2 separate regions of the Mus musculus genome follow, and region 2 is linked to region 1. Evidence: chromatin loops called from intact Hi-C (ENCODE). Cell type or tissue: left cerebral cortex. All regions are shown on one strand. Links, peaks and the distances in the headings refer to the core of each region. The heading gives the core; the rest is flanking DNA. Region 1 holds the start of AU040972 (expressed sequence AU040972). Region 2 holds the start of Evi2 (ecotropic viral integration site 2).

The links. A loop is a pair of places that touch in the nucleus more often than their neighbours do. Peaks named below come from ENCODE experiments on the same cell type or tissue, not always from the same donor. Only the 100,000 strongest peaks of a DNase experiment are listed, where the experiment ranks them.
Region 2: it touches region 1 in a loop (2.2-fold over the local background); 3 of 42 quality-filtered maps call a loop at or near these places.

Annotation. Positions count from the first base shown.
Region 1 is chr11:79,478,975-79,494,459 of GRCm38, reverse strand. All of the region lies in intron 36 of Nf1 (neurofibromin 1), which reads right to left. AU040972 (expressed sequence AU040972) reads left to right here and starts at 10,429. Exons shown (of 4, transcript NR_045305.1): 1 at 10,429-10,514; 2 at 10,742-10,822; 3 at 10,896-11,076; 4 at 12,048-12,737. In left cerebral cortex, for the core only: no CTCF peak of the experiment used is centred there; a DNase peak (open chromatin) is centred at 6,947.
Region 2 is chr11:79,526,145-79,541,629 of GRCm38, reverse strand. Nf1 (neurofibromin 1) reads right to left here. Exons shown (of 58, transcript NM_010897.2): 37 at 5,595-6,027; 38 at 4,497-4,837; 39 at 1,098-1,300. It overlaps Evi2 (ecotropic viral integration site 2), which reads left to right and starts at 11,021. Exons shown (of 4, transcript NM_146023.4): 1 at 11,021-11,261; 2 at 13,828-14,048. Evi2a (ecotropic viral integration site 2a) reads left to right here and starts at 11,021. Exons shown (of 2, transcript NM_010161.3): 1 at 11,021-11,261; 2 at 13,828-15,070. The coding sequence starts at 13,848. The coding sequence ends at 14,519. In left cerebral cortex, for the core only: no CTCF peak of the experiment used is centred there; DNase peaks (open chromatin) are centred at 7,271, 7,581, 10,685 and 11,058; H3K4me3 peaks cover 705 bases; H3K27ac peaks cover 2,305 bases.

The sequences.
Region 1 (15,485 bases), core at 3,438-11,437:
AACAACATCCAATATCAACTCTGGCCTCTGCATGTTATGTGCATAACTGCACAGACACATACACACAAGGAAAGAACTCAAGTCAAATGTATTGACCATTTGTGTTTTAATTACAGACAGTTTACTCTGTCTTATGTTCACGAGTGTTCTGCTGCATGTATTTTGTTCACCACACTGTATGCCCCACATGCATGCCGAGTACTTAATGAGGCTAGAAGGAGACATTGGACTCCTTGGAATGCGAGTTACAAACATTTGAGAGCTGCAATGTAGGTGCTGAGAATTGAACCTAGGTCCTTTGGAAGAGTAGCAAATATTGGTAACTGCTGAGTCATCTGTCTATACATATACCTTTTAATGTGTAAGTAATTTTGGATCACTAATGAGCTCAGAAAGAGATATGATTGAACTCATGAGGCATACAGTTTCCCTTTCACAGTTATACTTCAAAGAGCTGACTTATTGTTTATCTCATAAAAAATATGACTTAACTTTAAGCACATGTGTATACATCTGTACATCTGTATAGAAATCAGAGGTCAGGTAACCTCATGTGTTGGTCCTCACCTACTACATTGTTTGAGGCAGAGTATCACTTATTGTATGTTGCATACACTAGCCTAACTGGCCTGTGAGCTTCCAGGATATCTCCCTGTTTCCACCTTCCATCCTTCAATAGGAATGTTGAGTATTACAGATGTACTCCAATGCTACCACTCTGTGCACTCTGAGGATCTAAACTCAGGTCATCAGACTAATCACACCAGGAAACACAACCCTTTATTTTGCATTATTTTGTTGCCCATAGTCACAGTTTCAACACAATGAGCACTTCAAAAGCTGAGGGAGTTTGAATGACTTTCAAATACTTGCCTCAACAGAAAATAAGCTCAGATTTAATGGCTTTTCATCAAGTAGAGAGGAGGAGGAGACACCAAACCACCAGTAAGGAAAAACAAAGATGCCATATACCACAATAACCACTGGGAAAGCTATTATTTGCCAACCAAAGCTTCAATGACCACTAACACATCTGAGCACTATATAGCATAAGACTATCTGGCGCATGGCCACAGCCATTCACCAGCTTATTGTGTAGACACTTGTGTACTTCCTCATACCAATGGCAATTAAGTAAAGTCATTGTCTAAAAAATAATTTCATCGAACAGTAGGGGCTAATATTCCCTCATGGTATAGCTTTTCTATAAGAAAACATCAAATCTTTTCTTGCTTCATGTTGTTTTGGAAGAGAGGCCCTCCTATATAACATATGCTGGCTTTGAATTCATTTTCTGACTCTGCCTCAGCCTACCCAATGTTGGAATTATAAGTTTATGCCACCATACCCAACCCTCTTGCTTTCATAAAAGAGTCTAAGTCTTTGTCCTGACTTTAAACTGTACCAGAAAGCTATAAGCCATTAAGTATGAACTTATATACACTTGTAAAAGCCAAGGTTTTTTAAAAAGCAAAAAACAAGCCGGGCGTGGTGGCACACGGCTTTAATCCCAGCACTTGGGAGGCAGAGGCAGGTGGATCTCTGAGGCCAGCCTGGTCTACAAAGTGAGTTCCAGGACAGCCAGGGCTATACAGAGAAACCCTGTCTCGAAAAACAAAAACAAAACAAAACAACAACAACAACAAAACAAACAAAACAAAAACAAAAAAACAAACAAAACAAAAACAAAAAAACAAATTACTTGGAGAATTAAGGAGATATTTAAAACTAGGAAAAATATTTTCACATATAAATCATAAAATGACCTTTAATGGATTTTAAGTATAGTTCATCAAAGCAATCATAAGTGTTTTTACTTAATCCAATAAATCCATAATTGGATTTACAAAACCATTTAAGAGGTAGTTTTTAATTTTTTGTTTCTGTTTTTTGAGACAGGGTTTCTCTGAATAGCCCAGACTGGCTATCCTAGAACTAGCTCTATAGGCTAGGCTGGCTTCAAACTCAAGAGATCCACCTGCCTCTGCCTCCCAAGTGCTGGGATTAAAGGCATGCGCCCAAGAGGCAGTTTTTAATTTACAACAAAAAAGAACAAACCTCACTATAAATAAAACTATATTAAACTTGGTATTTTGTCATCTTAAACCAAAAAAGGTCAAGTATGTTTTTCTATCATATTGTAAAAGAATGTGCTTTAAACTTTAAGAACACTCCTCCTCCCCTAAAATGTTGTGTTAGAAGGTGGCATAGCTTGAAGTACATTGTCTCTATTAGTGACTCTTTTTGTAGAGAACAATATTAACCCAGCTGTGTTTATTCTCACATACTTGCTCTATATTTTTTGTTTTGTTTTTTTGAGACAGGGTTTCTCTGTGTAGCCCTAGCTGTCCTGGAACTCACTTTGTAGACCAGGCTGGCGCCAAACTCAGAAATCCACCTGCCTCTGCCTCTAAAGTGCTGGGATTAAAGGTGTGCGCCACCACTGCCCGGTGCTCTATATTTTTAAATAAACCTTGAAAATATTCTTAGGATTATTTACTTTCAAGGACTGGATGCATTAGAAAGTAGATTCAACCACCTATCTTTACAGAGCAGCAGCTAGACTATAAACACTAATGCCAGGTCAGTCTGTATGCATTAATCACTAAAGCATCCCTGTGAAGTAATGCAACTGAGCACCATGGCAACTGTTTCTACAAACCAAGTATCACAGAAAAGAAAACCATTTAAGAATTCCTCTGGATCTCTGTAGAACTTCAATTCCACTCCCCCACCACCCACCTTCTCTTTTTAAAGATTTGAGATCGAAATAAGTTGACCATGATGAGCGTGAATCTTAGACAAGTTTAAATACTACCAATGAATGTGTGTGTGTGTGTGTGTGTGTGTGTGTGTGTGTGTGTGTGTGTGTGTGTGTGTGTGTGTGTAATCAAAAATACAACTCCAGCTGGAGAGATCGCTCAGCGGTTAAGAGCACTGACTGCTCTTCAGAAGGTCCTGAGTTCAAATCCCAGCAACCACATGGTGGCTCACAACCATCTGTAATGAGATCTGACGCCCTCTTCTGGTGCGTCTGAAGACAGCAACAGTGTATTTACATATAATTAAAAATCTTTAAAAAAAAAAAAAAAAAGTCTCCAGCCAGGAAGTGGTGGTGCATACCTCACCTTTAATCCCAGGACTAGGGAGGCAGAGGCAGGTGGATCTCTGAGTTCAAGGTCAGCATGGACTATATACAGAGTGAGCTCCTGAACAGCCAACGCTACACAGAGAAACCCTGTCTTGAAACACTGGACAACCAAAACAAACAAACAATAATAACAACAACAAGTCAGATTAGGCTTAGTGGTACAAACCTGTAATTCTAGCACATGCGAGACAGAGTCAGGATCCTGAGTTCAAGGTTAAACTAAGTTATAAAGCAAGCCCCACTTCAAAAACAAAATACAACAAACAAAATCTAGGTTTATTTAATTGCTCTGTAAAATCCCATCTCTATACTAGATTTTCTGGGTATATAAGGATATGTAAAACCTAGGAACTAAACATCCAACATAGAAACATAACATTATATTCTGTCATGGTCACTGTAAAATAGTAATAGAACCCACTGTGGATTAGAGGAAGCATTTCTCAGAATTTGCCTAGACAAACAGGGAACAGCAAGCATTTGGTCAGGTGCAGAGATTCTTGAATGCTTATGCACTACACAGGACAATACAATGGCATATGTACCTTAGAAAAGTTAGTCCTCAGAGGTTAACATTTGATCACCATGTTTCAACAACTCCACTTCTAGATATATAATTTAAAACCTGAAAACACAGACCCTACAAAACCACATATATTTATTTACAGCAGCACTATGCACAGTGATCAAAATGTGGAGAAAAATTCATTACCGGATAACAGAAAGATAAACTGTGATATAGCAACACAATGGAATACTGGTCAGATATAAAATGAAATGCAGTACATATGTGTGTGTGTGTGTGTGTGTGTGTGTGTGTATACATGTGTGTGAATATATATATATATATATATGTTCATATATATATGTATATATATATATATGAATGAGACATCACAGAGGAACCTTGAAAATTCGTGTGAAGTCACAAAGGAACATATACTGTAGGATTCACTTATATGATGTATCTACAATATGCAACCCACAGAGACACACGAAGATCAATAGCTGTCAGGTGCAAGGAAAGGGAGTGCTTGCTAATGGCTTTAAGGTTTATTTGGGGGGCAGGTGATCAAACTCTTTAAAACTGACTAGCAGTGCTCGCTCTTGCTCTCTTGCCTTCTTGTTCTCCCTCTGTCCTCTCCCTCCCTGCTCCCCCTCTCTCCCCATTCCCTTCCCCCTCTACATGTGCTCTACTTCTCTCCTGTCTGTCTCTACTATCCTCTCAACTCCGTTCCCCATGTCCTGAATAAACTCTATTCTATATACTAAAAAATAAATAAAAATAAAATAAAAAACAATAATAAAAAAAAACTAGCAGTAATGAAAGTACAACTCAGAATGTGCTACAATCGTGAAACTATGGACTTTAAGAGGCTGAATTTTATAATCTGTGACACATACATACAATCTTATTTGAGGAGGTGGCGACCCTGCTTAGAGGACTCAAGAGTGAAAAGTTCAAGTTTGCCCTTATTAAAGGTAAACATGGCAGACTGCCAGGGTAAGCAGAGGGTAAGATGGTTTGTAGAAGTGGAGCAAAATGTGAGGCATGGAGTATCAAATATGGAACATTCGTTTACAGATGTCTCTACTCACCATGATGACTAACAAGTCTTCTACCATGACATGAACACTAGATGAAAACAGTTTTAAAACTACTTTATTACCACTTCAGCAGAGGTTATGATACACAGGATGTGTGTTGGGCATTCTAAGTCTATGGGCAGACTCTGCTGCTTAGCTCGTCTCTAGGGCACTGGCCCTCAACCTTCCTAATGCTGTGATCCTTTAATACAGTTCCAAATACTGGAGTGACTCCAACCATGAACAGTTCATCATTGCTACTTCATATATACATATATCTATGTATATGTATACACACACATACACACAAGATCTGATAGGCACCCCCCAACACACAGAGGGTCACGACCTACAGGTTGAGAACCACTGCTCTAGCGTCTTCCTGACAACTGGCCTGATACCTTCTATAGCTTGTCAAAGCTCAGGTACATGTACTAGGCGACAGACTTCCAGAAAGACAAGCTAGCATGTAGCACCTTACCAAACAACTTTTGACACTGCTTTAGCTATTTTATGAGCAGATTGAGCAGCCCAGCTATGTAGGACGTGTATGAGATGCTAAGGATGAAGGGTTTATAATCAGACACAGTTTACAAGCGTGGCACATACATGTTGGATGGTATAAAAAGGAGGTAGATAATGGTTCTACACTTTATCTATTTGTTTTTTTTAAGACAGATCTCACTATGTAGTCCTGGGCTGGCCTACAGCTTTACTATGCAGACCAGGATAGACTTGAACTCACAGAAATCTACTTGCCCTGCCTTTGCCTCTAGAGTGCTGAGATTAAACGTGTGTACCATAACTCTCAGCCACTTGTTTCCTGGTTTTTCATGCATAACATACATTTTCCTTTAAAAAAAAAAGTTTTGAGAAAATAATAGTATTGATAGCTATGAGGACATGGAAAACCCTCAGAAATGGAAAACAAATGCCTTATGTATAAAATCTTAGTTAATAGTACATAAAATAAAACATTCTACCTGGAAGTACACAGCCATGGCCATAGAGAGATAGGACATTCTGGAAGAAATGTGCAAGGATGCAGAGATTAAAGCAACAGCCTAGAGGTCAGCGCAACATAGCTGCTGCACAATAATACTAACAAGCTACTAAAGGTTCTTACATTCACTACATGGTTCTTCACATTGCAGATAAGAATATGGGTGGGGCTGCGGAGTGAGTCTATAATATAGGGAATGCAGCATAAACTTCTTCTGAAGCAGAACAAACAAGACTTAGTTTAGTAAGATGATGTTAACTTTATTTAAAGCTCAAGAGATGGAAATACTGTCATCCACAAGGGAATGAAAAAGAGGAGACAATCTTTTCAAAGTCAAGTCATGCTAAATTCTGATTCCAAGCCCTAGTCTAGCTTAATGACTCTAGGATGTTATGGGCTGTGGTCAGGAGAGCACAGGTAATGTGGCCTTGGCAAGCAGTGTCTCTTTTGGTTTTCTAGGGAACAATGGGAGGGAAGAACTGTACTCTAACCCAGATCCACTCAGGCCACATTTGTTTCTGTATTCATGATTCCAACAAATTTTAATTCTGAAAATGAGTTATGTATCTATCATCCCTGGCTATATGCTTTCTTGAAAGTCTTTTAGCATGACATTAACAAAATACTGAGCTAGTTTACATTGGTTATGAATAACAAGTCACAACAAGTCAAAATAAGACTAGAAACTTACAGGTTTACACTGGTAAAAACCAAATTTGCTTGGAAGTGGTGACTTGCTCTGGAATGTGTGGTTTGTGCTTTCTTTTTGTTTACTTGCTTGTTTGTTTTGTTTTTCAGATAGGGTCTTACATATCCCATGCTGGTCTCAAACTCACATTATGCATGCGGGGAAAGCCATTTACTGACTGATATACCCCTGGCCCTAAGATAGATCTATCTAAACCAGGGGAAGCATGTCTTTTCCCTGTATTATATTTCTAAACCAAAGAAAATGGTGGTTTACGTGCAATTGAAAATGTTACTAAGAATTAAATCTAACAGCAGCCTGCCTTTTGGGATAGTTGTATATCTACTACCTTGGGAAATTTTCAAATCCTTTGTTTAAAAGCAATACTGTTCTCAAGAGATGGCTCAGCAGTAACGATTGCATGTTACTTGTGAGGAAGAGTCCCTAGCACTCGAATCAGGCAGTTCACAACTGTCTAGAACCCAGGCTCCAGATCTCACTTCTCTAGCCTCCTTGAGCACAAGCACCCACATGCATATACCCCCACACAGACACATGCACCTACACATATTTAGAAAAACCAGAAATACATCTTTAAAACAGGAAACACCAAAAGCCATTTTCTGTGCTATATATTGTCAACATGCTTTAAATGTTCAACTTTTAAATATAAGTAAAAATTCTTTATAAGCTGGGCATCGCAGTACATGTTTATAATCGAAACATTTAAGAGGCAGAAGGTGGAGGGCTCCCATAAGTTCAAAGTCAATAATGCCTACATAGGGAATTCCAAGTTGGTCTGAGCAGGAGTAATATCTTGTCTCAAAATAAGTCAATAAATTAACAATAAAACCCAAACCAAACAACTACACACTTGCAGCATGATATAGCTTTTAATACAGGGGGTTAGATGGTTCAGTGGCTAACATGCTCTGCCTTTCCAAAGGACTCAAGTTTGGTTCTCAGCACCCAAGTCAGGTGGCTCATAACTACGTATAACTCCAGCTCCAGGGATGCCTCTGACCTCTGAGAGCACCTGTACTAATGTACACATACCCACATGTGTGTGTGTGCACTCTCTCTCTCACCTCTACACATAATTTACCAGATTTTTTTCAGCAATTTTAAATACTTATTATTTATTTTATGTTATGTGTGTGTTTTCTTGGTGAGTGTGTGTGTGTGTGTGTATATCATGTACATTTAGCAGTCTATAGAGGCCAGATTCCCTGGAACTGGAGTTACAGGTAGTTGTGAGGCACCATGTAGGTGTTGGAAACCAAAGGAGACCCTTTGCAAGAGGAGCAAGTGTTAACTGCTGAGCTATGGTTTTTGTCTGTTTGGTTTTTGAGACAGGATTTCAGTATGTAGGCCAGACTGGTCTGGAACTTACTAAGTAGACCAGCCTGGACTCAAATTCAGAATGTCTACCTCCCAGTACCTCCCAGTACCTCCCAGATGCTGGAATTAAAGGCATGCATCATCATACCCAAGGATTTAACATATTCTTAAATGAATGGTGCCTCATTCTAAGAAGGTACACAAAAATCTTCAAATTTAGTGTATATCTATGACCCTGATTTGAAATCCTCAGAGCAAGATAAATTTATGAATTCAAAATAGTTGAGTGTAGAAGAAGATACAGTACATAATCTGTAGAAGTAAAATTCTAGTTGGTAGAAAACTCAATTTGGGACCCAAGAGATTCCATGAAAAGGATAAGGCAGGGCTTTAGACAATTACAAAAACAGTTAGAAATACCAGCTGAAGTAGAGCAGTTACCAGAAAGTAAATACAGAGAGGGGATTACCTAACAAAACCATCATCTCGTGGAAGGATGCAGGCAGCCATGGTGAACAAGAGAATACATTCTCACCTACCCTTTCTTTCTTCAGTCTCCTTGTATTCCCTATTAGTCAAGTGGAATTCAGAGATGAGAAAAGTTCAATAAGATTCTGTATTCAGATCCACATCTCAGGTAGAAGCAGGATGTAAAGTAGAGTAACATGGGATTTGGCAAACAGCACAGATGGGTTTCTATTATAAACAGCCCTCAAGTATTTCCAGCTATGACAACAAAAGTTTATTTCTCACCTCTACTGAGTCATTTAGTTCTACTCTCTTCTAGGGTTTTGAAGAAGCCCTCCAACAAACTTTGGAGAACTGGTTCAAAGCCAAACACCAGGCCAGAAAATGATGTACATATTGTTTTCTCTGGGCTGGATGTGATGGTTGTCAACTTGATCAGATCAGTCGTGATAACCCTCATGAAAATGGATCTATTAACCTTCTCATGTGGACAGAAGGAATGCTCAGGAGCCACGCTCCCTGTCCCGAAGGGTATGCTAGGGGTAAGTAGTTGCTGGAGGGAGAAGACTCCAGGCATGCAACTCTGAGATCCATCACTGATGGAGACAAGGGCTTTGGTGAAGCTGCACACTGAGTCACTGATGCTCCTGGAACACTATTAGCACAACTTGGAAGAATAGCTCCTTCGGTCTATCATTTCCCTCTTTGTCTAGAGTGAATGGAAATAGGTCACCCAGGACAAGTCACACAACTCATGTCACCAGCACTCAGGTACATTCCCAGGTAGTTAACCACAAGGCTGACAGGAGTGGTATGGCGATATGCTGGAAGGAGACAAGAAGCACAAATATACCAAGTCCAAGTCTCATACCAACCCAGGTAAAATGTTCCAAATAATTTGAGTGTCAAACTTCTATTGATTCAACTTTAGGTTGTCAAAGATGAGTGTATATATGACCTACCAAATAGAAGCCAGAAAATAATAGTGGGCTCTTAAATTTAGGCTGATGATTCGTGAACGTATGTTTATGACACAGAGGAAATAAGTCAAATGACCAATAGTTGCTACTTCAGACATTACTAATCATATCATTGGAGAGACAGAAATAAACTGACAGCTTTTCAATAAATCCCAGTGTCTCCTAGTCTTAATAATACTTACTATGCTAGAAGGTAGAGAAAATACAAAGAATAAGAGGTGTGCTTGACCTGAAGGCAGGGCAAGAAAAAACCCAGACTCTGATAACTGCAATTTCCTAAAATGACTAATTCTTCACCATAAAATTAGGGCATGTTCATACATAGAAAAAGGGTACTGACATCAGAGGTAGGCCTCCACAGGAGGAACTCTGAGCAAGGAAGGAAAAAACTTCAGACACAATGACAATATTAAGGTCTTTCAAGGCTGGATAATGGTAAATAATTTTTGTTTGTTTAGCATCATTAAGGTTAATAAAAAAAATAAGATAGTGAGAAACCAAAGGTTAGACAGCTAGTCATTTGGCTAAATGATAAATGAAATTAACAGATTACGAGAAGACCCAGGGCTACATGAGACCCTATCTTATAAAGCAAAACAAAACAAAGAGACTCTGAGAAAAAATAGGGAGAAAACACTGAAGTAAGTAAGGCAAGATTGAGTTGTTAGAAGCTTGATAATAAGCTGAATAGGCAGACTTGATGGCCACACTGTAATCTGAGCACTTGGAAGCGTGAGGGAAGAGGATGGTGAGTTTAAGGCCAGATGTTCAGAAGATTCTGTCTCAAAGAGGGGCGGGGAGGAGTAAAAGAATAAATTCAAAAGGTCAGGGTTAGAAAAACATAATTAATTACTGGGCCACAGTTAGCTCAAGGAGTAAACATCACTACAACCATTTCAACTCTATTCCCTAGAGTCAATTCTCAGAATAAGCAGGGAGTAGGAGAGGCATGGTAGCAGACACTCACTATCTCAGGCAGTGACTTAGTGCACTGCTCTGGTTGCCAAGAGGCTTCTTTTGTTGATTTTCTAAGTATGATCACAACTACCCTCCACAAGTGAGGTTAGAGATTTAGCAAGCATTTGCCTATTCATTCAAAGGAGGGGAAAAACTCAGCACAGAGTAAGGACATGTACTGGCTTGTTCCCCGCCACTCTCGCAGTGACTTCCTTGTGTACCAACACCACACCTTGTGTCCATTCCTGCTACACTCACGGTGCCTGCCATGAAGATGAAGCTGTTACTACAACACAGCCCTATTTCCCCGGAAAACACTGACTTCAGCTCGTGAGAGAGGTGGCTTAGGACATTTTTTAAAAGGAAACTTCTGTAATTGAGTCTCACACTATCACTTCCATGTCTAATTCTTTCTTTAAAGTGCCATGCGAGGGTACTTTTATCTTTATTTATCAACATTTAATCTCTTAAGATGTAAAATTCCTAAATTATTTTAAAATCATCATTAATGCTCTTACTTGGTTTGAAATCATGATAATTACAAAGCAAATTATATATTCGTCTAGTTAGAGTCAACCCAATGAAGCAATCCATTTGGGTGCATGCAGGAAGATTAAATGCAGTGAGGTATTCACTGGATCCTTTAAGTAAGTACATAGACTTTACAAAGATTTTATTTGAATGCCTTAATCTCTGTCAAAGTCTGCCTGTTTACACTAGATGTTTGGAAACGCTCCTTCCGATACTTCCAAAGAGGCGAGGCTCCAAGCACGTGACTGGCTCCTAGCTATATTATTTAGAACTCGGAGAGTGAGAAGAGACTTCCCTTCAGGATCATTCTCCAGGACCCAAGACAAAGGCTGAATTCATAATCTTCAAAACTAGTCTGCCAAATCAAAAGGTAGTAGTAACTCGAAAATGGTTAACTATGTATTAGAATGAAATAGAAGTTCTTGTATATATTCCTAAAATTTAAGTTTAAGATTTGAACAAAAAATATAATATTTTATCATGGTAAGCAGGGGTCTGCTTATTACAGGTATAGCAAGCTATTAGATTTGAATACATGCTAAGAGAAAAGTAGCCTAATTCTAGAGAGAGTACTGACCCTTTGGTATAGGAGCCTGCTCTGTGTTACCATTCATACCGGCTAAAGAACCTGAACTAGGATTCAGACTCAGGCTCTCAGTCTGCTTACTGTAGAATAGGCATCTCTAGACATGCTGTATGTACCCCTCGTGTAGGCTCAGCTGTAAAATGGCAGACTCATTTGTAGTCAATTCTAGATTTCCTTTTTAAAAAGCTATGGAATTCTCTTAACAGCTCGCCCTTTGCTCTCTTCTACCCCTAAAGAAGGTTAAAATGAAGGAAACCTTAGCATTGGGGAAATCATTTGACTTATGGTTGGTTTTTTTCTTCTACTTTGTTGTAAAGATTTAAAAGTAATATTCTAATTTGTAGAGCTACCCCTTAAACTACTAAGCGAGAAGCTTCCTCCTCCTCCTGCTACTCTCCTCTCCCACCCAGTCTGTCAGCCAGTCCTTCAGGTCGAACCTTTGCTGCTGTCCTGTTCCTCACACCAACCCCATTCTTACTGGTTCAAATGCCTCATGGTTAACTTGTTTGCAAAACAGGAAAACAAAATCAAGCTCCTTCTAGTATTCAGAACGCTTATTCCTGAAGTTAGTGACCTAGATAGAAAACAAGTCTGTTATCGGGTGAGGTTCAGAAAGGAGGGTTGTTATTTGGTCATTAATGAATAATTTAAAAGTCCATTTATATTATGTGAATATACTATAGAGATACAACTAAAGATATGTGATTGTCTATGTGTTTGTGAACTGAGTATTAAATTTTATGATCACTTTAAAGCAAAAGAAAACGATGACCAAGCATTCCTTCACTGTCACCCTGCTCCTCATGTGTGCTCATATTATGGGAACAATTTCAACAACAATAGCAGCAACAGCAGCAACAACAATAACAAATACCACCTCAAATTCTACAAAAAACTTGAGTCTTGGGATGACCACAACCACAACCACAACCACAACCACAACAACTACCACCTCAAATTCTACAAGAAACCCAAGTCCTGGAATGCTCTCGTCTTCCCCCAGGAGCCCACAGGCCATATCAAGACCAAGCCTCAATCCTGGGACAAAGCCCTCGGAGCTCATCTCCAAGAGCACCTGGCAAGGAAACAGGTCATCAAGTCCCTGCATAAACACGACTGCAGGGACTGTGGCAGGCGGGAGCACGGCACTCAGACCAGTCTTCAACACTCACTCCCTTTTTCTGTGCAGTATTTTTACTCTTTTGTACATACTCAGGCAGAAATGAGCCCAAATGCCTGCTCACTTCAGCACCTCATATTATTTACTAAATGACAAGCACACTAAGAAAATAAAATTTATATTAATTTACTGTGGAAGAAATTATTATTCTAGTAAGATTTGGGTTTGGGCAAGTTTTGTCACTCCCCACCCCTCCTGAGCTGAGAACCAAATCCAAGGCCTTGCACTTGCTAGGCAAGCACTCTACCACTGAGCTAAATCCCCAACCATGGCAAGTTTTAACTGTATAATTTAAATGTTACATTAATATAATCATTTCCTTCCTATAAATGTGCAGTGCTCTATTAAATGCCAAAATAAGCAAAACATCACATTTGTGTTTTAAATGTTTGCAAAATAGAATCAAACTCAAATGTCTATATTAAAGATAAGAGAAGAAATTATGGAAGAGGCATTTAAGCAAGGGGGCAGGAGAAGCTGGGAGATAAAGAGAGGTATGGGGGAAGCTGAAGCTGTTTTATATTTTATTATTTTTAATTAAATAGACTGAATAGCACAAATAGGGTATAAACAACAGTCTTTTACAAACATACCCATTTGTGGGACACCACTTTCATGAAAGTATGATAGCAGTAGATCATTCCAGGACCTTTTTAAAGCAGAATACAGTTGATCCAATAATAGGAACGTATTCTGAGTAAATATTGACTTGGTTCCAAAAGATTGTTTGCAAATCAGATGCTTAGAACTAAGAACTCATTTTACCTAGGAAAATGTCTCTTGACTGTTAGCTGAACTTTTTTTCCTCCCCTTTTCTCCTTCTCCCCACTTCCTTCTTTTTCCATCCTTTTCCTTCTGTCCATTTCCCATCTCTTTCTCTCCTTCCCTTAGTCAGAGTCTCTGTACGTAGTCCTGGCTGTCCTGGAACTGACTATGTAGACAAGGCTGGCCTCAAACTAGAGACTCAACTACTTCTACCTTGGGCTGAGTACTGAGACTAAAGAAACATTGGCTAGATTTTTATGTTTATATACAAGAATGGGTTTAACTTAACAAACTCAGTATGCTAACAGTAACAATTCCTGCAGTTATTGACATGGTGAGTTAGAACTTAAGATTAGGGCTGGCGAGATGACTCAATGGATAAGAGCACTGACTGCTCTTCCAACGGTCCTGAGTTCAAATCCCAGCAACCACATGGTAGCTCGCAACCACCCATTAAGATCTGATGCCCTCTTCTGGCGCATCTGAAGACAGCTACAGTGTACTTATGTATAATAATAAATAAATCTTAAAAAAAAAAAAAACAACTTAAGATTAGTTTGGAACTCAGTGACAATTCTAACTAGCTAAGCTATCAAGAGTAAAATGACACAGCAGAACCCAAGTGGACTGACTACAGATGGGTCATTTGGGAGTGCCAGTTTAAATATACAAAATAAGCCTTGTCCCCAAGGATATATGACTCTCCCTCACAAGGGGAAATGAAACAGACATTGGAGGTAGACAGAGGGAGTGAACTGGATAGGAGATAGAGTAAGGCAAGGAACAGGGATGGGAATCAGGTGGGGGTAGGGGCAGGACAGTTTGGGGAGAGAAGACAGAAATTAGCGGGGAGGCATCTGTGGGACTAGCCAGAGACCTGGGATTGGGAAAGGCTCCCAAAGTCTATTGGGGCAACCCTAGCAGTTGGGGCTATGGAGACTGAGGTGGCCACCTCCTGTAGTCAGTGGGACTTCCAATGGATGGAGGCATCAAGCCACCCACAAAACCTTCCACCCAAAATTTGTTCTGCCCACAAGATGCACAGAGATAAAGATGAAGCAGAAATTGAGAGAACAGCCAACCACTGACTGGCCCAATTTGAGATCCATCCCATGGGAAAGAGCCAACCCCTGATACTATTAATGATACTCTGCTATGCTTGCAGATAGGAGCCTAGCATAACTGTCTCCTGAGAGGCTTCATCCAGCAGCAATGGAAGCAGATACAGAGACCCACAGCCAAACATCAGGAGGAGTTGGGGGAGCCTTGTGGAAGAGTGGGGTATAGGACTGAGAGAGCCAGAGGGGTCAAGGGTACCCCAGAAAGATATACAGAGTCAACCTGGGCCCATGGAAGGCTGAAAAGAGCATGCAGGGACTGGAATTAGAGCCCCCTACACATCTGTAGCAGATGTGCAGCTTGGTCTTCATGTGGGTCCCCTAACAATTAGAGCATGGGCTGTCTCTGATTTTGTTGCCTGCCACTAGATCCCCTTCCCTATCTGGACTGCCTGGTCAGGCCTCAGTGGGAGAGGATGTTCTTAGTCCTGCTGCAACTTGATGTCCCAGGGTGGGGTAGTACCCAAGGAGGGGAGGCTCCCCTTCTCCTCAGAGAAGAAAAGGGGTAATGGGGAGAGGGATTTGTGAGGATGAAACTAAGAGGAGAGGAAGGAGGGGTGCTGTGATCCAGATGTAAAGTGAATAAATAGATACATTAATGAAAAAATTTAAAAAGAAGCCTTGTCCTTAGATTCTGATGTGGAAGCTCAGGGGGCTTAGAAAATGCTGTTATTTAGATTTTTCTGATAACCAGGATTGAGTTTCTGTCATGTCAAAGATTGCAAATAATACCTCAGAAGGTTATGATAGGGATGAAATAAAAAATTATACAATATTGGGATGAAATAAAAAATTATATAATATACAATATGTAGTTTGATGTGAAGAAAGTATTAAGTAAATATGAATTATAATTTGTATTAATGCCCTCCTCCAAACAGCTGTGAATAATCACAGTATCCCAAAGAGGAAACTCTCAACTGAAATGCTTAGGTTTTAACATTTTAATTACACTTACACACACACACACACACACACACACACACACACACACACACACGAGGCAAATGACAGAAATATACTATTGCCATCCATGCACTGCTGAGCTCTAAGCATAAGCTCATGACCCAGGCCTGACGAACCAAATAATCCATGTTCCTTGCTAACGTGACAGTCTAAGAAACTGACAA
Region 2 (15,485 bases), core at 3,389-11,388, 47 kb before region 1:
TTTTGAAAATTTCAAATTCCATGGGAATTTCAAACTCTTTGATGGGACTGTATTAAATATGAAATAGTCCCAGAAGAGCTGTTTGTGCAAGACACAGTATGCCTGTCCACTCACTCAGGTATCTTCACGCATTTATAGTTACTAATAACGTTGTACTTTTCTTGTTTCTCAAATGTACAATCTCTCTTCAGAGTTACACTCCTACATCTTCCACTTGACGGAAAAAAATAGAACAAAACGTACCTATGCAGTCTTTTTATCTTTTAACTAATTTATCTTATTTTACATGTAAGGGTGTTTTGCTTGTATGCATGTCTGTGCAGCATGTGCATGCAGTGCCTGAAAAATCCAAAAGAAGGCATCAGATCCCCTGAAACTGGCTTCACAGGTGGCTGTGAGCTGCCATGTGGGTGATAGGAATCAAACCAGGGTCCTATGCAAGAGTAACCTGTGCTTTCAACCACTGAGCCATCTCTCCAGCTCCAATCAGACACAGTCTTGATGAACTGTTAAAGCACTTAATCACCTAATACTGAGATATTAAGATATGATTTTGAATGCAGAATGCAGGGGGAAAAGCTGTATGTATTATATGGAGAAGAAAATGTCAGCAACTAAGCCAGGCAAAGATCAGCAGCTATGTTAGTACAGGGTATGAAGGAGGACAGATGTTAAAAAGAATAAATATTAAATTAATGAAATTTATTAAAACAAACTCAGTGCTGACTCTGGATCTGGCATCATCTACCAACAGATGTCCAATAAAAATCATAGTTCCAACTCAACTATAAAAGGAAAAGCAACTATTTCCTTAATATCTTATCTAAAAAAAGAAGTGGTAAAGTTCATGGCGCTGAAATAAAGAAGGAAATCTGTCCAACAGCCTACAGGGAAGAGGGTCCCACAGAGTTCTGATAGGTCTCTTTGTACATCCCACCAGGATTTTCTTTCAGAGGTCCTTTAGTTACAGGGTACCACAGACAAAAAAAAAAAAAAAAAAAAGCAAGTGAGAGACTCCTAGTAAATTCCCAAACAAAAGAGTTTTCTTTGAATTGTCTTAAAAGTCATTTTTAATATTAAGGAAAGTCATTACTTACTAGATTTGCTAAATCCAGAAATACACTCTTCCAAAAACTCTAAGGTGAGGTGTGGCTCATTGGCTGCGAGCGTCTTACTGATAGAGACAATGAAGAGTGTGTTGTTGGCAGGGATGCATAACCCCGATGTCTCTAGCAACTGACCTTCAATCTTTAAATTAAAGGTGCAGGTTAAGGCACACAGGAGATTATAGGCAGCAGACCTAAGAGAAGACATGAAGGAGATTGTTTTACATTTTCTTTGTTTGTAGTTACATTTTCCCCACAACATACAACTCTAGGTTTTATCACAAAGCACGGTCGATTCTTTCTCAGTGTTACAACTGACTAGAGGCAGAATGTGCGGCAAGCCCCAAACAGGAGAGTGAGAAAAACCAGTCCTGAAGTCAGCGCCGGACGAGAAGAGCCCAGGACACTCTTAAGAGGTGCTGGCCTTCCTAGAAATCTTCATGGGAGCATAAACCAGTAAAGATTTAGGGTCTTGGGTGATCAATAGAAGTAAATGACTGAATAAAGGCATGCCATGTATTATGAGTGAAGTCAACACTATGCTCACAGATCCAATTAAACAGAGAAGGAGAGTGAGGAGGACTCTGGCAGTGCACACCTTTCATCTTGGCACTAGGGAGGCAGATGTAGGCTATGAATATGAGGCCAGCCTTTTCTACATCAAGTTCCAGACAGTCAGGGCTACATAGCAAGAGAACTTTATGTTTTAAGAGGAGGCATCTAGGCCAGGCAGTGGTGGTGCACGCTTTTAATCCCAGCACTCCGGTGGCAGAGGCAGGAGGATTTCTGAGTTTGAGGGCAGCCTGGTCTACAGAGTGAGTTCCAGGACAGCCAGGGCCACAAGAGGCACCTAATCAAATAATGTTTAAAGTGTTAAAGTAAGGATAACCTCGGAATGTTTATGTTGTCCAATTTACATTGTAAACCAGAGGTTAAAACAAAAATTAACTCTAGTTAAAAAGCTGCAACTACATTTTCTATTCTATGACCTTAATCTATGATCTATAACCACTGGAACCAATAATGTATTACCTATGGTCTATTAGAACAGAAAGTATATTATAAATACATACATATGTATTTAAGCAAACTACAAAAATTAACAAAGTCTTGAGGTTTGCGCTGTAGCAGCTCAGAGGTAGAATGGTTTCCTTACATGTATGAGCCTGTGGGTTCAATCCCTAGCACTTCAAAATAACACGTGTCATTCCACCCCCACCCCACCCCACCCCACCAAATCTCAGGCTCAGTTTTTTTTTTCCATTTTTTATTAGGTATTTAGCTCATTTACATTCCCAATGCTATACCAAAAGTCCCCCATACCCACCCACCCCCATCAGGCTCAGTTTTAAAATGCAGCAAAACAAACAGCTGGGCTTCTCAGTGAACTTCAGGCTTTCACTACGTCTGAGTTTCTGACATGTTGACACAGGAGGAAAAGCTATGGAGATGGGACGTTTGCCCAAAGGTGTTTTATTTTCTCTGGGATGCTATCCTTTACTAACTTGGAAAGTGGGATGGTTTCACTTAAGCCAAGGTGGCCATTAGCATTATTTAACAGAGATGGCAAGTGGCAAGGCATTGTGGCACAGGCCTGTACCCCTAGCATTCAGTGGAAGCAGCGCCAGGAGGACTGTAATTCCAGGTTAGAAAGACAAAATACCCAACTGATAAACAATAAAGATCTATTTGGAATCGAAAAGTAAAGACAGGCCTTATAGCTCAATTTCCCTAAACATGAGAATACATATTACTGTCTGTGAATTTATGCTTATCTTTCTCTGACTGATAAGTCATACTATGCTGATGCTATTTTATATTACCTAAGAGTCATAAAAAACTGGGCTTCCATAACTTGGGTACGTGTCAAAGAGCCTTCTAAGGTAAGGAGAGCCAAGTACACATACAATTTACCAAGCCATCTGTGAGAGTCCATGAGGCCTATGGAAGTAACATAAAAATAAAAATAAATCTGTTGACTATTGTCCTGCTTTCCTTTTTCCTGAGATAGTCTTATTATGTAGCCCTGGCTATCCCACAGTTTGCTATGCAGACCTCACAGATCCACTCGTGTGTGTCTTCTGAGTACAGGTATCAGATACATATGTTACACATCTGACTTACAAATTTTAATTACATTTATTCATTTATGTACTGTGTGTGTGTGTGTGTGTGTGTGTTTGCACGCGCGCACGCATGCATGTGGACACATACAAGGAAGTCAAAGAACAACTTTTGGGATTTAGTTCTCTCCTTCAGGCTTGTGATGAGCTCTTTTATCCACTGAGACATCTTGCTGGACACATTTTTTTTCCTTCTAAATAAAGGCAAATTTGAAAGCTTATAAGGCCCAGCATAAACCCTGGGTTATGTTATATCCTAAGGGAGAGTTCCTGAATCTGAGAATTAAGCATCTCTTATCTAAAATGACCATATTCAGATATGTTCAGGGTTTGAAATATTTACATAGATTTTGCAGAATGAGCATCTATGATTAAAAGCTCTGAAATTGGGGTGGGGGTGGTGAAAGTGACCTTAATTCCAGCAAGTTCTTGGCCAGCCTGAGCTACACAGAGAGAGCTCGTCTTAATAAAGTGACATGTCAGAAAGTCTGGACAAAGTACATAAGAGATTTCAGATTCTGGAGCGTCTTGGAATTCAGACTAGGAAAGTTCTACCTCCATAAGTGAAATTCTCGACCTTCTTAAGATACCGAAGATAAAGAATCATCCACACATGGAAAGAAAAGGAAGAGAAAGGAGGTGGGAATAGGAAGTGGGAAAACACCATTCGCTAAGCACAAACCATTGGCCTGTGTTATAGACCTGACTGCAAATGCTACTGTCAAACCTTCACCTGATAGGTACATTAGGAAGGCATTGTTACCAATATTTTACCAAAAAGGAGAGTTCCCCACTGTGCCTGAAAGCAAGCTGTGTTACAACATAGCAGCTCCCCACCAAACCACATCTGCTGAGTCTACAGGCTGGGCTGTGCTTCTGCCTGAGCTGTGCAGCAGACAATGCCTAGGCGCCTCATGCACGATGCCCAGCAGTGTTCTCTGTCAGTTTCCAGGTATACATTGCCTTGCACTTGGCCACAGCCGCGACAGAACGTGGTATTTGACTGTGATGCTCTCCAGACAGTAATATTCTTTTTGTTCATGTTGCTCTGTTGCTGAGGCAAAGGAAGAGCACCAGAAGATTTCTTTAGAGAAAACTCCTGAGATGACACAGGTAGGACGCAGTAATGTATCCGATTCATTAAACTTTAGGCCTTCCCTTGCCCTTAACAGTGGCACTCAGTTAACAACAGTGAGATACTATTCAACTTGAAGTGAATTTAATTAAAAAAAAAAAAAAAAAGGAAGGGTGGGAGAGAAATACCTACCGTAAACTAGGGTCTGAACTGCCCAAATTCAGTAACGCAATATTAAGCAGTGTCCCAGGGACATCCTTTGGTCGAATCTTGGTATGCTGAGGGATGGAGTCAGGTTGTGACAGCTCCCAGCGGGTCCTGATATGAATGATAGACTGAACAATGGCTTCACATTCTTGGTGCATGAAGGTCAGTGGTGTGCCTTGGTTTGCAATGGTTAGAGTGAACTGGTTCTCATCAACTAGGCAGATCTCTTCGATTTCAGAAGCATAGTAAATATCATTTAAAAAGACGGATTGCCCCAAAACTTTTGTTCTTTCTGCTGAAGTTACCTGAACAGCAGTAGAACCAACCTGAGAAACGGTGTGAGGAAGGAATAGATTCCAGTTACACAGAATTCTCAGAAGCTCCAAAACCCAACTCATTCCCCCCCCACGCCATGTTAGCTATGAGATTATTTAGTTTACTTTAACACTTACTTATAAATACTCTCAAAAGAAACTGGATCCAACAGAAAAAAATCATTTTTCTTTTAAAAAAGGCCAAGAATTTTATAAATACTGAAGGGGGTAAAACTCACCACTCTGAAAAACCATGATGCAATCAACAGAACTATGTCGCCAGGTCCTTTCCATTCCACACAGCCAACCACTGGGCAGAGTTCAGTCTATAGCATTTTTTTTTTTTTTTTTTTTGCCCCTTACCCAAACTAAGTACCTTAAAAATTAATCTATTTTGTGTGTATGAGTGTTTGCCTGCATATATATCTCTGCTTCACATGTGTGCCTGGTGTCCTCGGGAGCCAGAAGATCCCTTGGAACTGGAGTTACAGACAGTTATGACCCACCATGCGGGCTCTGGGGACTGAATCCTGGATCTCTAGAAGAGCAGCCAGTGCTCTTAACCACTGTGCCACCACTCAGGCTTTATGAGAGTGTCTTGTAAGTGTGCAATTTTCTGTAGAACCACAATAAAGATAGAAGTCTTGGTCTTCCCACATCTGGATGGAACTAATATTAGATATGCAACTATGAGAACATTTGTAGAGATCACAATATAACCTGGTTAGTCAGGAAAGGCAACAAATATTTAAAACAGACCAGAGGTTACCTTAATAGAAACTTTGGTGTCCTTGTGAGCTAACTTGAGAGCATTGTGGAAAACCTTTAGATCTTCTTCCAAAGCCAAGGTAGCAGCAGGGAGTTTCTGTTGCTCATGCTCTATATGTTCAGCCAGCTTCCCAGGACAGTCGATGAAAATGAGCCTTTTGCTGCCCTTGAGGCCAGTCAGCAGCCGCTCATGGTATTTGGTATACTCCCTGACCCAGGAGTTACAGTTATAGATATAGACTGCAGAGACGTTGTCATAGGCAAAGCCAGGAAAGACAACAAACCACTTAGAGAGGAAGTCTGTTTTAAAGCGATTGCTAGGCCCAGTATGGGTAAGGTCCACTACAATTTCATATGGCTTTGCATAATATGGCTTTAAAGTCAGCAAGACATGGTATATCAGCAGATCACCATTGATCTGGCCAGTTTTGAACCTAAGGAAGGCAACAAAAAAAGGATAGATTGTTAAAATGTTCTGAATGTACAGAATATAAGTATTTTTGTTTACCTTTACTAATTGTGTGTGCATGTCGGTGTGAGCGTGTGCATGCGTGTGGAAGCCAGAAGACAACACAGCACACCCATGGGGGCAAGAGTCAGCTCCCCTCGCTCCCTACCAGGTATGCTGTGCAGACTGGATTTAGGTTGTCAGGCTTATAATGACAGCATCGTCACCTGTTGGGCCATCTCACTGACCCCTTTGAAAAATTTTATCGTTAATCTTTTCATATTTCTAGTTCTGAGCTTAGCCTTTAATGCTGAGCTATCTCTCTGGTTCTGATTAATTTTCTAAAGAGAACAATGATATAAAACAAGTCTTCAAAGTATGGATTTTTTTGTTTTATATTTTCCAGGCTTTAAGCAATAAGGATAAAGAGAGAAGAAACAAACTCCTTAAAAATTATGGCAATAGCAACAAATCTGCCTATCAAGAAAGAAGACAGTGAAAGACACTGGGTACTCCTCAGAGAGGCCAGTGGCTGGAAAAGATGCTCAGAAGCTGAGGCCAATCCATGGAGCTGACCTTGAACAGAAGGTGGCTCAGCAATGAACACAAAGACTCAAGTCAGGACAATGAAGCCAGAGGCTTAAATCCCAGGCTAAATCATAGTTCGAATTGTGGGGGTTTGAGAGCTTTTCTCCATGTTTGTAATTAAGAAAATACACAGCCCTGGGATTTGTTTGCTTGTTTATTATGTTTCAAAGACAGGGTTTCTCTTTGTAGCTATGACTATGCAGGAATTCACTTTGTAAACTCACAGAGATCCACCTCCCTCTGCCTCCCGAGTGCTGGGATTAAAGGGCTGCATCATTACTGCTCAGCCGAGGGATTATAAATTTTATCTTGGGATAGGAAGGAAAAGTCTTCCTCAAAACCCAAAGAGAAGGAGCTGAGAAGTGAAAAGACAGTCTGGAGTTTGGCTATAATCTGAGTCATAGATAAAATTCTCCCCCATGGTTAGATTTATCCAGGCTGTTCAGCTGTATAAGCTAATGTTCCATGTTTTGATTAAACCACATTAGGTCATACACCACGTCCACTTGGCTTGGGTCCTGGAAATCTGACTGGAGCAGTGAAGGAATCAAGAAAGGGCTGACACAAATGCACAAGCAGACAAGCTGGGGGGAGGTGGGCTGTGTGCACTCTGATGGTGCTGCACCAACAACTGCAGCAAGCCTAACCCTCAGGAAATGTATTAGGTACAGCGAGGCCACCTAGTCTTGACAGGAGACTTCTGTAAGTGAGCAGTCTCCAGCTTTACCGACCAGGGGGAAAGAGAGCTGCAATTGCCAACTTTGGCACACACTGGTCAACTGTTGGTAAACACTCATATTTGTACACCCTGCCAACATCCTAGGGACGAGAGGACGGCTCTGCAGTCCTTCCCAGCCCACCATGGGTGTATGGGGGTGTGTGAGAGAAGCTTTGCCACTGCCATGGACCTGAGGCATTCAAACACCATTCATTCCTCAGGACTTGATTTGGTCCTTACACATTCACCCGCAGTTTCCCCCGCTTCCCCAGGCACACTTGGCTCACAACTGAAAGAGCACAAGTAGGCACAGAAGGAAGCTCGGAAGAGTGCTGTGCTTGACTAACTCAGGCCCACTGTTCCTTATGCTCCATTATCTCTGAGTTATGATAAGTATCTTCATGTAAAAACTTTTAATCTTGTCAAAAAATAAAATGACAAGTTAAATTATTTTTAAAATGAAACAAACAGTTTAAGATTAAAAAGAATAAATGATAAAAGACACCCCCCCCCACCACTTGAGGCAGCTGGGAGAGCTGGTCATGACAGAGAGTGAACTGGCACCACCACCAGCTGCAGCACTTGGGAGAGCAGGCCCTGCACCTTGCCTGCTCAATATAGTAGAGCTGGCCCTCACAGAGAAGGCAGGTGGGCCCGCCCTGAGAGGGTGAGAACTGGCCTGACCCTTTGCTATCTGCAGCACTTGAGAGAGTGGGACCCATGCCTCAGCTGGGCTGACTCTGGAGGTGTGAGTACGGATAAGCCTCTCTGAGGGCTTGCGAGCAGGAGAACTGACGCTGCCTCTTGACGACGGCAGCATTAAGTGGGCTAGCTGCAGCAGTGCTAGAGAGCTTGCCCCTGGTGGTGTGGATAAAAAAGACCTGGCATGCTGATGAGCTTAGCTATCATCTAGGCTCAGATCCAGGGCTTTGAGTTGGCCCATCCCTAAATCTTTATTATCTGTGAACTGGGGGAGCTCATGAAAGGGACAATCTTGTTGGTCCAGACCTGAAGGAACTCCATGACAGAGGGCAACAATGGGATGTCTGGGAGGAGTCCCAATGAGAATCCAATACTGATGGTGTGACAGAAGCCAGGGACCTCAGAAAGAGACCAATGACTCATTGCAATGAACATTTGCAAGTGAAGATGTGTGAAGCACAGGGATATACTGTGGGACACACTGTGACATACTACAGCTTCCATGATGAGATGTTTTCTATGCTTTGTTTTGTTTACTTCATTTATTGTTTGTTTTTTATTATCTTTGGGAGTGAGGTTTGCAAGCGTGGAGGGCAAATACAAGGGCATGAGGAGATGGGACTGTGGGGTACATGATTTGAAACTCACAGTCAATTAAAAAGTTGAAAAAAGCTGGGCAGTGGTGGCGAATGCCTTTAATCCCAGCACTTGGGAGGCAGAGGCAGGCAGATTTCTGAGTTCGAGGCCAGCGTAGTCTACAGAGTGAGTTCCAGGACAGTCAGGGTTATACAGAGAAACCTTGTCTCAAAAACACCAACCAACCAACCAACCAACCAAATAAACAAACAAAAAGTTGAAAAAAGAAAAAGAAAATACACAGGTTGGCTATTCCTATTCTGAAAAACACTTTCTGAATGCCATCAGATGCCAGGGTGGACAATTCAAACCCAATGCTCAAACCATAGATACACTAAAGTGCAACTTTGCCTTCAGTTATATGTATAAGGTACATATGAAACAGACGAATTTTGTGTTTAGCATTCACTATCCACCTAAAATCTCATTTTATGTGTATGTAAATGTGAATATTGCAAAATCTGAAGGAAATCTAAACCTGCAAATATTTGGATTTAAGCACTTTGGACAAATTCAGCCTGCATGATGTAGTCTATATCACTCACAAGAGAAACAACAGAGGGGAAAAAAACAGTGTGACATTCAAAAGAAGGTAAGACCAACGTGAAATTACAAATATATAGGGAAAACTATGTAGATATTTTAAAAATCCAGTGTAGACTCTGATAGAAGGAAGTTTGAGCTGAACAGAAAAGAGAAGTGGGGCTTGAGGAGAGGTGGAAAGGAAAGAGTGTGTTCTACACTAACTAGAGAATGAGATCCACATAGGTGAGCTTACAGAGATGCAGATGTAAACAAAGGAAGGCAACAGCCGTGAGGGGCAGAAAGGCCTCAGTGTTTGCCTGGGGGTGGATATTTGTCAAGCTATGCTCTGTGGACTGCCAGTGTCAGAGCCCACTATCCTGCTTGCTGGAAATCAACTGGCTGGTACCAGCACAGGCCTACTAATAAAAATGTATGTAGAGAGCATGACACTTTGCTGCTTTAAAACAATATTCTCAATTTTGCAAATATTTTGGAATCACTTTTGAAAATATAGGCAACTTTTTTGACTTTTAGTAAGAATCAAGGAGGCTGTGGCATTGGTCAGTTGACCGAGTACTTGCCTAGTGGATGTATGAAAGCTTAGGTGCAATTCCTAGCGCTCAGATGGATGTGGTGATAAAAGCCTGTGATCCCAGCACATGGGAGCAAGGCAAGATGACCATAAAGGCAAGGTCGTCCTCAGCTCCATATTGAGTTCTAGGCCAGTTTCAACTCCACAAGAAGCTGTTTCAGGCTGCTCTTTATTGAAGGAAAATGGAGGAGCAGTGGATCTGGGAAAGAGGAGGTACGGGGCAGACTGAGGAGAGGAGGGAGGGGAAGCTGTGGTTGGGATGGACTGTGAGAGGAGATTTAAAAAAAAAAGGAAAACCAGCAAAACCCAAAAATATTCAAAGCTACCATGGGCAACTTAATAAACTTGACTCAAAATAAAAAGGAGGGGAGGTGTGAAAGACTTGGCTCAGCAGGTGCTGGTCATGCAAACCTGGTGACATCAAAACCTACATAAAGGTAGGCGTAGATAACTGCGATCAGTCCCAGTGACACCATAAAAATAAATAAAAATTTAAATTATATAAATTAAAAGTGGTCATCTTTTTAAGGAGATGAGAAAGTGTCTAATGATCCCTGGAGATTAGTGTGGTGCTCATTCAGAAAAAGGGAGGAGATGATCAAAGACAGCGTTAGAGATGCGTGACATGTGTGGGGCTAGTGAGGAAACAAGCACCTCAGAAAACCTGAAGGGAGGATCGTAGTGAGACAGGATCAGAGGGGATCTGCTGTGACCCAGGCTTCGGTACGATCAGCAGAACCAAGGAGATCATCAGAGGAGTCTATCTGATTTCACACAAAACCGTGTAATCCATCCCGGACGAACAGACGTGTCTAATCTGAGGCAATGACACAACTGCACACACCACACCCTACAAGCATTCTCTGGCCCAAATTCTGCTCAGATCACTGCTGCAGTTCGCAGCTTGAAACGGCAGTGATGTGTGTGATCTTCCTAGCTGACAAACACCTCCACGGACTCGGTGATCCTCCTAGCTGACAAACACCTCCAAGGACCCCACATTTATGTTTTCAAATCAGTCTGTGATATAAAATTAGAAAAGTGATTTTAATGCCACACTAAAGATGCCATCATGTAATTTCCATTGAATAATACTAATTTCAAAAGCAGATAGTAGGCATAAACAATAAGCCATAGGTGGGAGAGAAAAGGGGGAAGGGGAAGGAAAGAGGAAAGCCCTCCCCATTCAGGGGGTGGAGACTGGCGCTACAAAGCCTCTTGTCATCCCATTGCCAGCTGGACAAGTCAGTCTTTGCTTTCCCCGTGACATGTAGTTGAGTTGCAGCGGAAAGGAAATGTGTCATCTGTGGTTTGGTTTTAAGAGTGGAAAGCTAGCTGTACATATCCTCTTTAAAAAACCCTGCAGATTTAAGTTTCACAGTCTCCAAAGTATTCTACTTAAAATAAGAAGAGCAGAACTGAGGTGGCTTACGAAGTGACGGCTGGGCGAGCTCTGAAGGTAGGTAGCACATGCGGCTCTCTTACTCCTCCCACTTATAACTGTTCAGGTTAGTAGAGAGGAAGGGCTTTTTCAAAGGTATATACATATATCTAACAATGTAGAATCGCTATGTGTTTTCTATTCCACTATGAAAAATTAAGTAAACAGCATAATCAATTAGATCTAGGAAAAATTTATAATTATTAATATGGAATTTAAATCAGGATGAGGAAGGTCTTGAGTTTGTACTCAAATGAGTTGAAAAGCTTTGAGTTGTTGTTGTTGTTTTGTTTTTAAATTAAGGAAATACATTCTCATTACTGCAGCTGAGGAATGACCTATCTGACTAAAAATAATGAGACAAAACCAAAACCAGAAAATCAAAACTTTGCTAAGCCAACTTGGCCTCTGGGGCATAAAATAGAGATGTAGGAACAGTTTCTGTTCTCAGGCAATTGTGAGCAAAGAGAGAGTCTGATGGTGCCAACAGCTTGTTTACTAGGGCATGACAGCACATCTGGCTGAAGACAACCAACAGCAGATCTATTATGTTGTCCTGTGGTACACGGCTAGCGTGTACAACACTGTGATGTATACAGCACTGTGAATGAACTAATGTGATTAAAATCACCTACATTAAGTCATTTAACACTGACTGCATAAGTCTACTCTGGTAGGAAAGGACGGACACTTCTTACTAAATCAATTTAAAGTGCTTTTTTTTTTGGTATGTGACTGACGTATAAAGTATCGTGAGAATCCTACCATCCAACTTGAAGATGAAGCGGAATACTATCGCACAAAAGCCAGTGCAGTTGATCTTTAAGCATCTACCAACAGTCATAATCTCAATAGTGATCGGACCCCAGAGCACTGGGGGCTCCCCTCTCCACTCTGCGTATAAGATATGAATCAAACTGTAGTTTCTAACTAGCATCATTTACTATATGCTATTTTTGTCTGTGCAACTTAGCATATCTCAACTGTTAATCTCAACTTCTGTGCTTTATTAGCATTTCGATATTGTCGAATGCCAGAGATTATACCATAGTAAACCTCCCTGGCTCAAGTGTGACCAGCAGGGTGGTATCTGTACTACTTAGGAGTAGTTTAGAGACAGAATCTTAGGCCCTAACCTAGACCTGAAAAAAAAAACTCCTCCACATAGTCAAGTTTGAAAGTAACAGCTATAAAACAATCTTAACAAGACAACTACACTCATTGAGTCTTAGAACAGTCTAGAGTTTGCTCAGGCTCCTCTCATTTATGCTCTGAATAAAATATTTTTCCAAGGGTGACTCTGGAGAACAGGTATAGTATTATAAACACCTCATCTGGTCCTGGCTACCCACCTTTGCTCCCAGAACTCAGGAGGCAGAGGTAGGCTGACTTTTTAAAGAGAAGAAACAACTTATTTCTCTAAAGGTGTAGCCAAATGTCTCTTGCTAGGTTAGCTGCACTTGGGGCAGACATGACACCCCCAGAGAGACCTCTAAGCAGATAGCTGATAACAAGAGCTAAGAACAGAATCTTGTCCTGACACTGGCTTCTAGGAAGCTCTGAGCCCCAAACTAAACTTTGTTTAAACTAAACTAAATGTCTGGGAGGAGGGGTGGGACGAGGGCTGAGCATGCGCAACCACAAGGCTGCCCCTGACTGTCTCAGCCTTCTAATGCTACGGTGAGCTGCTCACAGTCAAGCACTGTGTTCTTGGGCCCCAGGAGCCTGATGAGTGATTCCTTTTAATTTTTCTCTATAATTTCTTTTGTAGATTTCTGTTAAAATAAGGGAGAAAAAGATGTCAGTTACAAACTGACAATAAGGGTGGCCACCTTTATATACCTCTTGAGAGCAAAGAAGTCTTTTGTTTTTCCGGGTTCTGGTTGAGAGAAGCACTGTGCCTCTGCTATTGGAAAGCCATAGCCAGCTACAGCAACAGAGGTGGAATCAGCGGTACTCACAGAGTTGCATCCTAGGACCAGAGTCCTCAAGCTGCTTAGCATCATGCTGGAAAGGACAAACGCACTTCACATTCTCATTTGATGCACACTTGCTCTCAGGCTCCACCAACCTCCACCCTCCCTCTCCCACAAAAAAAGCCACTTGTTATATCTTTTAAAACTTGAAACGAAACTTTCAAGGCCATGTTCTCCTTTCCTTCAAGATGAGGCTGTGCTTGTCAGAGGGTGGTACTTCTGTGAGAAGGAGCCTTCAAAGAGGAAGCACAGCACAAAAGCAGAAGCATCGGACTCCAAGCCCAGGTCCAGGGCACTCCCTTAAAAGGAGAATTTGTAGAGCTATGGTGCAAGGTTAAACATGGTCAATAGATTTGTAATGCTAACTTACAGCATTACAGAATGTACAACAAAAGTTTTCAATTTTTATGTACAATCTAAGAACAGAAATGAAAATTCAGTTAAAAAACAAAACAACAAATTCAGTTGAGAAGAATCCAATAACAAAAGGTAGGCATGGATCTCTGGCGTCCTTGTGCTATCTCAAGTGCAGCCTGTTAACAACAATTACTCCACGTGCCAGACACTGTTCTTCCACAAACTAACAACTGATATTGCTGTCCCAACAGATAGCAGTGGACCTGTAGGTATGGAGCACAAAGGACAGTACCTGCATCTTGTTTTCCTGATGACAACAGTGTGGGCCTCGTCGTCTTCTGGAACAAGACCAAACTACACACACCTGTGGGCTAGCAGTGTCACTGCCTCAGGTTCCAGTAATCAGAATGGCTCCAGCAGACATCCGAGTGACAATAACACAAACCTTGTCACTCCTGCCGTGGGTCACAAGGTGAGCGCCACAGACAAGCCTGCATCATCTCCCCCTGTGCCTTTAGCTTCCACATCTACACTCAAGTCCTCCACGCCCCATGCCTTCAGAAACAGTTCTCCAACAGCAGAGATCAAAAGTCAGGGGGAAACGTTTAAAAAGGAAGTCTGTGAGGAGAACACCAGCAACACGGCCATGCTAATTTGCTTAATTGTAATTGCAGTGCTTTTCCTTATCTGTACCTTTCTATTTCTATCAACTGTGGTTCTGGCAAACAAAGTCTCATCTCTCAAAAGGTCAAAGCAAGTAGGCAAGCGCCAGCCGCGGAGCAACGGTGACTTTCTGGCAAGTAGTGGGCTCTGGACTGCTGAGTCGGACACTTGGAAAAGAGCAAAGGAGCTCACAGGCTCCAACCTCCTATTGCAATCTCCTGGTGTGCTTACAGCAGCCAGGGAGAGAAAGCACGAAGAAGGAACTGAAAAACTCAACTAGGCTGTGGGTTGGAAAGGGAAATGCAAAGCAGCAATGAGGAAGGCAGAGTTAGAAATAAAGCTGGCTGGTGGTATTTCCCATCCACGTTTGCTCAGATGATCCAAAGTCTGACATGCTCTTTGTTTAGCGTCAGACCAGAAAGGGAGATGTATGCTTGCTCAAGGTTTATATCTGTTTCGTACTTCATATTTTTAAGAAAGTAAAACAACAGCAGCTAAAGAAACTAATAGAAATAACATGAGGTAATTAAACATTCCTGTTCAGCAGTGAATGACCTCTGTCTGAATGTACTTGAACTTGGAAGAGTTCTTTTAAGCCCTTAGAGCCAAGCAGATGTCAAATTCCCAATGTGTAGAATTCAACTATGTAACGCAATGGTACATTCTCACTGGATGAGATAGAACCTGTACCAGTTGCTATCTTAGTACAGCTAATATTAGGCTACATCTTTTTACCTTTACATATGGCGTAAGACAAGACTGCTTTTCTATTATACATAACACATTAAAACTTAATTTTGTACAATAAATGAAAACAGACTTTAGAACAAAGCTGACTATGTATCTTTCATTTATGTTGTTTTAGAATATGTTATAAAAATAAGAAAAACAACACAACCAAAATAGATCAGATTCACTCCCACAACAGAAGGCTATGAATAAATATAAAAATGTTTTAGTGTTCAAGAATAACATCTAAAGGGACTGGAGAGATGGCTCAGAAGAGAGGAGAGCACTGACTGGTCTTCAAGAGGACCCTGGTTCGATTCCCAGCACTCACACAAGCCTCAGAGCTGGCTGCAACTCCAGTTCCAAGGGCTCTTGGCTTCCTTGGGAACTAGGCATACACATGGTATACAAACATAAATGCATATACTATTCCCAACATTTTGGAAGCTCAAATCAGAGGTTTCTGAGGCTAGCCTAGCCTACACATTGAGACCCTGTCTTAAGCATTAACAACAAA